Linked DNA regions of Homo sapiens: region 2 is linked to region 1. A link is an interaction called in ENCODE POLR2A ChIA-PET data of the cell type or tissue named here. Cell type or tissue: CD4-positive, alpha-beta T cell. All regions are shown on one strand. Region 1 holds the start of ERN1 (endoplasmic reticulum to nucleus signaling 1). Region 2 holds the start of CD79B (CD79b molecule).

What was found. ChIA-PET counts read pairs that join two places held together with the same protein. Peaks named below come from ENCODE experiments on the same cell type or tissue, not always from the same donor. Only the 100,000 strongest peaks of a DNase experiment are listed, where the experiment ranks them.
Region 2: POLR2A ChIA-PET joins it to region 1 with 10 read pairs; 11 of 35 experiments call an interaction of 5 or more read pairs at or near these places.

The regions. Positions count from the first base shown.
Region 1 is chr17:64,127,325-64,132,324 of GRCh38, forward strand. ERN1 (endoplasmic reticulum to nucleus signaling 1) reads right to left here and starts at 2,820. Exons shown (of 22, transcript NM_001433.5): 1 at 2,652-2,820. The coding sequence starts at 2,705. RefSeq lists silencers at 2,331-2,780, 2,871-3,000 and enhancers at 3,421-3,620, 3,671-3,720, 4,625-4,684. In CD4-positive, alpha-beta T cell, a CTCF peak has its summit at 3,616; DNase peaks (open chromatin) are centred at 2,137, 2,907 and 3,507; H3K4me3 peaks cover 3,730 bases; H3K27ac peaks cover 1,187 bases.
Region 2 is chr17:63,929,470-63,934,469 of GRCh38, forward strand. CD79B (CD79b molecule) reads right to left here and starts at 2,862. Exons shown (of 6, transcript NM_000626.4): 1 at 2,726-2,862; 2 at 1,866-1,916; 3 at 605-916; 4 at 301-419; 5 at 1-6. The coding sequence starts at 2,792. RefSeq lists a silencer at 1,712-1,781 and enhancers at 2,479-2,868, 2,842-3,512, 3,369-3,478, 3,489-3,538, 4,112-5,000 and 2 more. In CD4-positive, alpha-beta T cell, no CTCF peak of the experiment used is centred here; DNase peaks (open chromatin) are centred at 1,952, 2,772 and 2,912; H3K4me3 peaks cover 1,950 bases; H3K27ac peaks cover 2,529 bases.

The sequences.
Region 1 (5,000 bases):
GATGGCTTAGAGTAAAAAGCATCTTTGGAGCATAAAGAGAATTTACATTTATTATCTATTAAGCACGTGTGAAGGTGGTGCCTTCTTTCACATGTTAGCTGTCCCCATTTCACCTATCAGGAAGGAGTCTCTAAGAAGTAAAATCATGGCCGGGTGCGGTGGCTCATGCCTGTAATCCCAGCATTTTGGAAGGCCAAGGTGGGTGGATCACTTGAGGTCAGGAGTTCGAGACCAACCTGGCCAACATGGTGAAACCACGTCTCTACTAAAAATACAAAAATTAGCCGGGTGTAGTGGTGGGCTCCTGTAATCCCAGCTACTCGGGAGGCTGAGGCAGGAGAATCGCTTGAACCCGGGAGGCGGAGGTTGCAGTGAGCTGAGACCACACCATTGCACTCCAGCCTGGGCAACAAGAGCGAAGAAACTCCATATCAAAAAAAAAAAAAAAAAGAAGTAGTAGTAGTAGTAGTAAAAGAATATGCCTAGGGCACAGCTAGCAAGTGACCAGTTAGAACTCAGGTTTGTCTGATTTTATACCCACTGCGTTCTGCACATCACTGTTGCCTGGTTTAACTGCAAACTTTGCTATGAGTTTCATTTACAATTTTAAAATAATAATTCTTACTATGTTTGGGGGTAAAAACCCTTGGGAGAAAATTCTAGGAGTGAAATTCTGACCTTTCTTTTTTTTTTTTGAGACAGAGTCTTGCTCTGTCACCCAGGCTGGAGCACAGTGACTCCATCTCTGCAACCTCTGCCTCCCAGGTTCGGGTGATTCTCCTGCCTCAGCCTCCCCAGTAGCTGGGATTACAGGCCTGCGCTACCACGCCCGGCTAATTTTTTTTTTTTTTTTTTTTTGTATGTTTAGTAGAGACAAGGTTTCACCATGTTGGCCAGGCTGGTCTCAAACTCCTGACCTCAAGTGATCCACCCACCTCAGCCTCCCAAAGTGCTGGGATTACAGGCATGAGCCACCGGGCCCGGCCTGACCTTTCACCTAAATATAGTTACGCTAAACTATAACCTTTTGATAAGGGTCTGGAATATTTTATCATGAACTCTGAGAAGTTTGGATTTCTAAATACAAATTGGAAATATTTACACGAACTGAAACTATAGTTCCAACTACAGCTAAATCGTTATTTTTGGCTCTTTAGCCTAAGTTATTCAATAACCAAACACTAGAATCCAGTGACAAAGTAGCAAAAGGAAAGATGTGGCAAAGGAAACCATTATACACCTATCCCTTGACGTTATGAAATGATCGAATTCATGTCAAACATTTGGTCATTCTGCTTATACCTTCGTTTGTGAACAGATGCCAGGCAGTAGTTACCAATCCAAGGTGAGGTGCTCAAGTTCAAAACCTGACCTTAGTTGTAAAAGTGGGGTTTTTATTTGAAAGAAAAACTTAACTTCCACAAGTTCTATTATAAAGAGTCTACAAATTTTCCTTTATTTAAAAAAAAAAACCCTGAATTTGAAAAAGGCAACCTTATTTATTTACTTCTCCTGTTTCCAAATTCTTGTTACTCCAAGAGTACAGACAGTTATTTACCTAAAATGCAAAACCTCCAAAGAGTTCACACGGTGGCTGGCACTCAGGCACACACATGTCAGTGCTCTACTGGGACACCTGGTACATGATATCCCTATTAAAGAGTACACAGTACCTTTAAAGAGGTCATTAAACAGAACACGGACAAATTTGCCACGCTCACATCCTGAACAATACATTTTGTGAAAAACATTCGCTAATTTAGGTTCTTCCAACCAGAAGAAAAAAAAAAGCCAAGTCTCCCACAAAGTGCCCCCAAATCCACAGCTGAGTGAAGGTCATAAAGAGTTAAATGAATGTAAACCAGGCCCTATCATTCGTCTCCTCCAGAAAAAGATGAAAAGACATTTCTGATGGCCCCAGGTGCTCTCCCACGAGGAGACAGTCTTTCATTTGAGGTTCTGAAGCGGCCTCACCTCGAACCCATGCGGGATCTTCCAAGAGTGCAATTCCCACAGCTCCACTTGCTCAAGGAAGTCTCGGTGCACAGAAGGAAGCCTGCAGCCTCCCAGTACCAAGAAACCGGCAGGGCAAGTGGCAGAAGCCAGCTCTCGGGTGAGAGTCCTTACTCCCTGTTGCATTCGTTCCCCAAAGTTTTCGAATTTTTAAAAAGTTCAAACAAGGATTCGAAGCGCAGGACAGACCCTTCCCCTGGATCCCAACGCCCTTTCGGCTCCTCCGCGGCCCCCGCCAGGCAGCGCCGGCGCCCGCCCGCGAGGAGGAGGGTCCCGCAGGTGGGCGGCCTCCTCAGGCCGGGGCCTTCTGGGACCCCCAAGTGCCGTGCAGGACGCCACGAAGTTGCGCCCGAGCCCGCGGGGTCCGGGGAGCCGCTGCCCGTGACAGCCGCGCTGGCTTGGGAGGCTCTTCGGGCGGCCGACGCCTCGGTGGGGCCGCGACTCCCGTCAGGGAAGCTCTCCCGGCCCGGTGCCGCCTCCTACGCCCGGCCCGAGCCTCCCACGGCTGGGCTCACGGGGCATCTGGCCGCCGCCGTCGCGCTCCCAGCTCGGACTCCAGCCCCGGCGCCGCGACGCTGCCCCGGCCCCGACCCGGCCGTCGCGAGCTGTCCTCCACCCCACGCTCCCCGGTCACTCACCCCGAGGCCGGGCAGCAGCAGCGTCAGCAGCAGCAGCAGCCGCCGGGCCGGCATGGCGAGGACTCGGCCCTGGCTCCGGGGGCGGTACGGACAGAGGACGGGGCGGGGGCGCCGCGACGACAGCGAGGCGGTGACCGAGCCTCAGCGGACGCAGAACTGACTAGGCAGCGGCGGCACCCCCATTCCCGGCCCTATAAGCGCTGGGTGCCGCGGCTTCTTCCGGTCGGGGCGGAGTTGCGGGCGGGGACGGGGCGGGGCCAATCTAGGGGCGTGTTCGGGGCGGAGATGGGGGCGGGCCGAGGGCGTGCCCCGGGCGGGGATGTGGGAGGGGCTGGCTCGGGGCGGGGCCGAAGGCGGTGCTGGCATCTGGCTGGCTTCGCTCATGAGGCGTCGGCGGCTGTAAAGGACCAGGCCTCGGCATCCAGCGTCTGGGGGCGCTGGGGGATCGAGGCGCGAAGCTTGTCTGTGGCTGGGAAAGACCGGCAATGCCCCACCAGGCCGTCCCATTAACCCTGCCGAGGGACCTGCCGCGTCAGACTTCATCGGGGAAAAGGGCGGGACACGGGCGGTCCCGGGTGCCTAGAAGCCTCCTTTTCGTCTTTCCGCCGTGGTGGAATCATCCGCAAGGTTTACCGAGGCGACCTCCGGAGCGAAGGTTTCAGCAGCTACCGGAGGCTTCCAGCAAACACGGCGCAGCTGCCCCGCGCGGCAGTCGCAGTGTTCACAGCCCTAGGGTTCTCCAGCTGTGCCTCGTCTTCTCTGGGGCCCCTTTCTTCCTTTTCCTTGCCCTCAGGAATTCCCCTCAAGTCATATCCACCAGCCATCACTTCCGCTTGGAATGAACCACGGCCAAGTCACTCACCAAAAATTATAAGGAGGAAACCATTTCGGCCACTTGTGTCACGTGCGTTGATGTGACACGTGTGGATGTGAAGTTTGAGATGGTCTGCGTCACAACTCGTTGGAGGGAGTGGGTGGGTTGAGGCCTCCTGCAAGGTCTATGTGAGGGTGTGGAGTACTAATTAGAGTTAAAGAGCTCGGCAGCTGTTTGGTCACTGGCACTGGCCTCCACTGAGAGGGACATGGGTAGGGAGGACACGTCTTTTGCAAGGAAAGACAGTAAACTGAGATTTGGAGCCCAGGGAAAGGTATCTAACTTATCCTAGGAGAAAAAGAAAACGGCTATGAAATTCTCTAATTTTTCCTGACTTGCTTATATGAGAGCCTAAGATTTTTCAGGTTTGAAGGAAAAGAATAAGCACTCCTAGACAAAACAACAAAGTAGTAGTGGGGGACTGGCCAAATGTCCAGTCTGTGTGCATTGTGGTCAATCTTATCCAACTAAAACAGACCAAAATGACAGTAAGCCCAAATCCTGCAAATAGAGCTCCCCATTCCTAACCCCCTAGGCCTGGATTACAGTGAAGGGACTAAGTCCTACCGCATGCTGGAGACTCCAACACATCTCTGTAAGAGTGGGAAGAATCTTGGCAACTGTGAAAACAGTAGAGACATTTTGAAAAGTGTTACCTGAATGTCTAAATGCAAACAGAGGTTTGGGATTGGCAGAGAGATGTACTGAGAGGCCCAGCACTCCTGAGCAGTATAGCCGGGCTTCCAGGGAGGCCTACAGCCCTGAAACTGGGAGGAGCTCTTTATTTCTTGACCTTTTATCTTTTCTTTTTAGAGATGAGGTCTCACGGTGTTGCCCAGGCTGCTCTCAAACTCCTGGGCTCAAGAGATCCTCCCCAGTAGCTGGGACTTCAGGTGTGCCCCACGACACCTGGCTTGGGAGGACCTCTTTAGTGATTACCTGTCCAGTTTGCCAGCTGACAACAGCATCTGTTAGACCCTGTATACTTGACTTAAAAGAGAAGCTTGACTGAAAAATGTCACTTTCACATCCCCCCCTCTGGTGCTTTTTCTCAAACAGAGTAAGTCTAGGAGGGGAAAATTTGCTGTACTGGAACTCTGGCAGCCCTTTTACAATTCAAAATGTCACTGTGACCCTGTAACATCAGCAGATGAAACACAAAGGGGAATGCTGACCTCAATTTCACTCATAAATCAGTTTTAAAGATCGTAGAAAGAAAAAAAATCTGTTCCAAGAAGCCTGGACAGTTAGGTATTATTTATCTTACACTCAGTTGGACCAAATCCCCAGGGCTTAATTGCACTGTTACATGTTCTCTGAATTTCTTTCTTTTTTTTTTTTTTTTGAGACAGAGTTTCACTCTTTTGCCCAGGCTAGAGTGCAGTGGCACGATCGTGGCTCACTGCAACCTCTGCCTTTTCGGTTTCAAGCGATTCTCCTGCCTGAGACTCCCGAGTAGCTGGGATTACAGGTGC
Region 2 (5,000 bases), 200 kb before region 1:
GTCATCCTGGGGGCGGAGAGGGATGGAGATCAGAGTGTTAGTGTCCCCCAGCCCCATCCCCTGCTGGGCCAGGCTGGGGAGGGCCAGGGAGAGGGGTGAGGGGTCAGGAGTGAGGTGCATTCTGCAAGAACAGCTGAATGAAGGAAGGAAGGAAGGAATGATTGAATTGGTGAGCCAGTGGGGACAGGCTGGACCAAGAAGGCCACAACGAGAGCTGGGGAGATGGAGACCCTGCATATGCCTGGCCTATGCGGTGGCCTCCTCTGCGGTCCCCCAAGGCTTCCCCCGTCCCCTGATCACCTTGTCCAGCAGCAGGAAGATAGGCACGATGATGAAGAGGATGATCAGCAGCGTCTGGATCATGATGATACCATCCTTCAGCGTGTTCCTCTGCTTCAGCTGTGCCAAGGTGCTGAATCCTGCGGGGACAGGGGTGGGGTTGTGAGCCTGGGCCACAGTCCACCTTTTAGGCCTACAAGGGCAGCTCCCTCAGGTCCCAGTGGCTCTCCTGAGTGCTCTAGGGCCATGACCATCACCACAAGAGGCAGGCCGGGCTAGGGTGGGGCGGACAGCTACAGGAGCGTCCCAGCCACCTGGCACACACCCATGACTCGCAGCTCTGTGCCGCAGCCCTGGTAGACCTCCGAGGTGTTGTTGCACTTCTGCTGACAGAAGTAGATGCCATTGTCCTCAAACCGGATGCCTTGGATGGTGAGGGTGGCGAGAGATTCGTTCTGGGACTCTTCCATGCGGCCCTTTTCCAGCTTCAGCTGCTGGGGATTCTCGTCCATCTCCTGCTTCCAGAGCCAGCTCACATTGCCGGAGGCGCTGTTCATGTAGCAGTGCATTTTCACCGTGAAGCCCCGTTTCCTGGCTATGAAACGTGGGCTCTGCCAGATCCGCGAACAAGCACTACCTGTGGGTGCCAAGGCCAGGCTCAGCATTCCGCTTGGCATCTTCCTGAGTGCCAGCCCCAGCAGCAGGCCCCTGCCCTGGCTGGCACAGACTCCCTGGGCTTAGTCCTTGCTTCTCAGGGTGTGGGACAGGCAGGAGGCTGAGGTTGGAGTTGGGAAGCAGAGCCACGTGAGAGGCTGAGCCACATGAGAAGCCACGGCCAAGCTCTCAGACTCCACCTCTTCCCGACTGCCCCACCTCCCCTTCGATTTTCCTTTGGAAGAGCCCTGGGACCTTGCCATTCCTTCCTATGCCCATTACAACAGCCTGACCCAGGCCACACCCCCAGGACCTGGAGGCCCACAGGCCTGGCCCCTCCTTTCACTGGGCTGCCCTGCACAGGCTTGAAATCCTCAGTCTCCCCCGTTCCTCCAGGGATAAAGGCCAAATTCCTAGTCTGTCAACTGAGACCTTCCTCAGTCGACCCCCTCCCTGCATGACTTCCCTCTATCATCCCCCTCTTCCCTCCTGCAGGGACTGGGTCCACTTCTTGTTCCAGAACCCTCTTTCCAGCTTCGACTGCCTTGTTCTTAGTGAGCACTGCCCGGGAATCCCTGAGCCCCTCACATAGTGACCCTGCACTGGAGGGCTCACCCGAGACTCAGCCAGATTCCCAGCTAGACAGGCCCGGGCCTGAGTCCTAGAGGAACCCCCAGGCTCCCTTGCTATGACCCAGAGTTTAGCCCAGCCCTTCAGTGGCCAAGGCTGGAGGGCATGTGTCTGATGAGGATGACAGTGGGCTGGGGGTGGGGCTCAGAGGAGATCCTAAGGAGGCCTGGGGATGGGAATCCTGGATGGGGAGATCAGGCAAGGGTGGGAAGGCGGACCGCCCCCAGGACAGGGACCATAGTCGGACACAGGACATAGTCGCACACAACTTGCCCTCAGAAGCGGCAGGCGAGGCTACTGACCTTTGGGATTCCGGTACCGGTCCTCCGATCTGGCTGCTGGTACTGGCTCAGCTGCTGGGTGGGAGGAAGTGGGCGGGGCCAGTCAGGGCCTCCTCTGGCCTGGGCTGCCCCACCCCTGCATGCCCTCTATGTTCCCGGAGCTACTTCCTCCTTCCATGACAGCAGCTTCAAGACCCCTCGGTCCTCCCTGCCCCCAGTACTTGGGAGACAGATATGGGGTGGGGGTACCGGAAGCCCTGCCCCCAGCCCCCTTTCTGCCTTTGACCCTCATGGTGGCTTTGAGCAGGCATCTGAATGAGACAGGAGGGACAGGGAAATCTCAGTATTTTGAGAGGCCAAGACAGGAGGATCGCTTGGGTCCAGGAGTTTGAGACCAGCCTGGGCAACATAGGGACACCCTGTCTCTCTTTTTTTTTTTTTTTTTAAAGAGAGACAGGAAGAAAGTCACAGCCCGGAGGATCTTTCACCTCCCAGAGGAGGGGACCACATTTGGATCTTGCATCTTCCAGGGTCCGGTTGGGACAGCCTCTCCCCTCCCGACCCCCAGGCACCGCCCTCAGCCTCTCTTCCTCCTGAGCCTAGTTCTTCCACGGTCCTGGTTGCTAACTCTGGTTTGCTCCTCATGCCCAGCTCAGCCTGATGCTCTCCAGGCAGGAGAGGAACTGGGGCCACAGGCTCCTGAGCCCATCACCACGTGCAGCTGACACCCACAGACCCAGGCCCCAGGGCCATGAGAGGGAGACAGGCGGTAAAGAGTGAGAGACAGAGGAGGAGGGTGGAGCAAGCAGGAGGCAGAGCCGCAGGGCCCAGACAGCTGGAGATGAGAGCAAACCCCACAGGCCTCGTCGTGGGTTCTGTACCTGAGAGCAGCAGCAGCAACGCCACCATCCAGTGGCTGGGCACAGGAGACAACGCCAGCCTGGCCATGGTCACCGCTCTGTCCCCGACCCCAAACCCGTGACAACGTCCGAGGCTCCTTGGAGGAAAACGTGTAACTGCACCGGCTGCAGCCTGTCCCCTCCCCGCCTCTTCCTCACCAGGCCCCTTCCTGCCATGCAAATTGGGACCCAGGGGAGGCACCAGCTCTCCGGGGACCCTGGGGGAGGGCAGGCTTTTGTCAGCTGGGCCGCTAAGGTTTGGCGGTCGCCCAGCTTGGGCAGCACAGCTGGGGTCCTCTGTGGATGCCTCTGGGGGGCCTCTCAGTCTTCTGGGGGAAGCCTGTGCTCCCCTCTGTCTGTGCTTACCCCACCGGTGGTCATCCCCTGGGCCAGCCAGCCTCCCCTCTGCCGTCTGCCAACTCCCCGAAGGGCCGAGCCCGGCAAGTCTCTATTCCTGGGCCGTGAGCGAAATAGGCACCTGTCCTATGAATGAACCTGAACTTAGCTCCTCTGTCCTGAACTATTCCTCACCCAGCGGGAAGAGGAGCACTGAAGAAGGACAGGGCAGCCACAGACCCAGGTCAGGCATCTGGAGGGGCCCAGAGCAGAGCCTCTTGGCTGGAGTGCAGGCAGCCATGTTGGAAGTTGACCCTGTGGAGGATGGGAGCCACAGAGGTTCTGGAGCAAGAGCAGGTCAAGTGTGGCAGCCACTGGGAGAAGATTCAGTCCAGGTCTTGGTGAGAGGCCTCCCTTCCTCATGCTGTGAAAGAGTATGTAGGGGCTGCCAAACAGGGTGGATGTAGGTGGAGACAGCTTTGCGAAAATCCACCACGCAGCCACTGGGGGCTTCTTCAGGGAGTTCTTAACTGTGGGACTCTGAGTGCGTTGAATTGTTGTCTGCAGGTCCAGGGGGTCTTGGGCAGGGAACAGGAGCTGGTGTGGGGGAGCCCTCAGGTCCTCCAGCTGTATCCTGCCTGTCCTCAGAGTGCTGGATGGAGCCACAGTGCTCAGGAACTGATATAAACTCACCTTTGCGCCCCTGCCCCTGGGTCCAATGCAGCCCCTTCAGAGATGCCCTTGTGCAGGGCACAACATGCACAAGTGTACACAGCATGCTTGCAGACCTCAGCCCTGCAGCTGAGCCCTCTGAATTTTATGTTTCCTGGCAGCTTCTTTTTTGTCTCTCATCCTCGACCCCCAGGAGAGGAAGAGATGCTAAATCGTCGGTGCCCTCTGTCCACCTCTCACTCTCCTCACAACCCTCCGTTTTCCAGTCTGTGCTGGGGCAGGTCTGTCTGGATTTAGGGAGAAGCAGAACCACCTCCCATGCCATGGTTGGAAGGCAGAGGGTCTGGGTGGTCCCTCTTTAGATCTTGGCCTAGGCCTCGGACCTGATAAGGTGGGGGCCACTCTCAAGGGGTGCAGGCCAGGACCTGAGCCACGGAAGTCAGGGGCAGGAGGGTTAAGGTTTCATCCGAGGAACAGCCCGTTCCGGGCAGCCCCAGATGTTCTTTCTTGTTTCCAGATGTTCCAAATGAAAAAACATTTCTCTGAAAAGCTGTCAGATGTTCAGTTCATGGAATAAACAGCTCAGAAATATAAACATCACCTGAGGTCAGCTTGAGGCCCATGGGCCCGCATGCTGGTGAGGGTGGCTGGAGAGAGACTGACCCGGGGGGAGTGGGGCAAAATCTGGGAGTCTCATGGTTTAGGAAATACTCTTCCTGAGCCCCTAACGACAGAGTCCTTCATTAACTTTGGGGCTAGTGTCTCCCCAAAGTTGGGGGGTATAACTGGGAAAGGCTTGGGGCACACGTGTTTGTGGGGGGTGTGTGTGTGTGTGTATGTGCATGCTCACACAGGTGTGTTGCCTGGACCCTGTGGTGTGGGGCCTACTCTGGAGCTGGTCCTAGGGCTCAGCGGACTGTAGGGGGCACGGAGGTTGGTGGGGGGCAGTTGGCACCCATCCTCAGGTGACAGGTGCGCTAAAATCTCAGAAATCACCACTAAAGAACTTATCCAGGTAACCAAAAAAACTACCTGTACCCCAGAAAATATTGAAATAAAAAATTTAAAAAAACAAGTGAGAAGCAGCTCCCACTCCAGGGAGGGAAGACACACACATCCCGTGGACAAGGATGCAGATGTGGCCTTTGGGCTTCATTCCCATTCATGCCGGGCAGGGATCTGTTTTCAGGAGGGGCGGAGGCAGCGGGGGCCCCACCGCCTGCAGGGTTATTTGTCACATTTTGAGCCG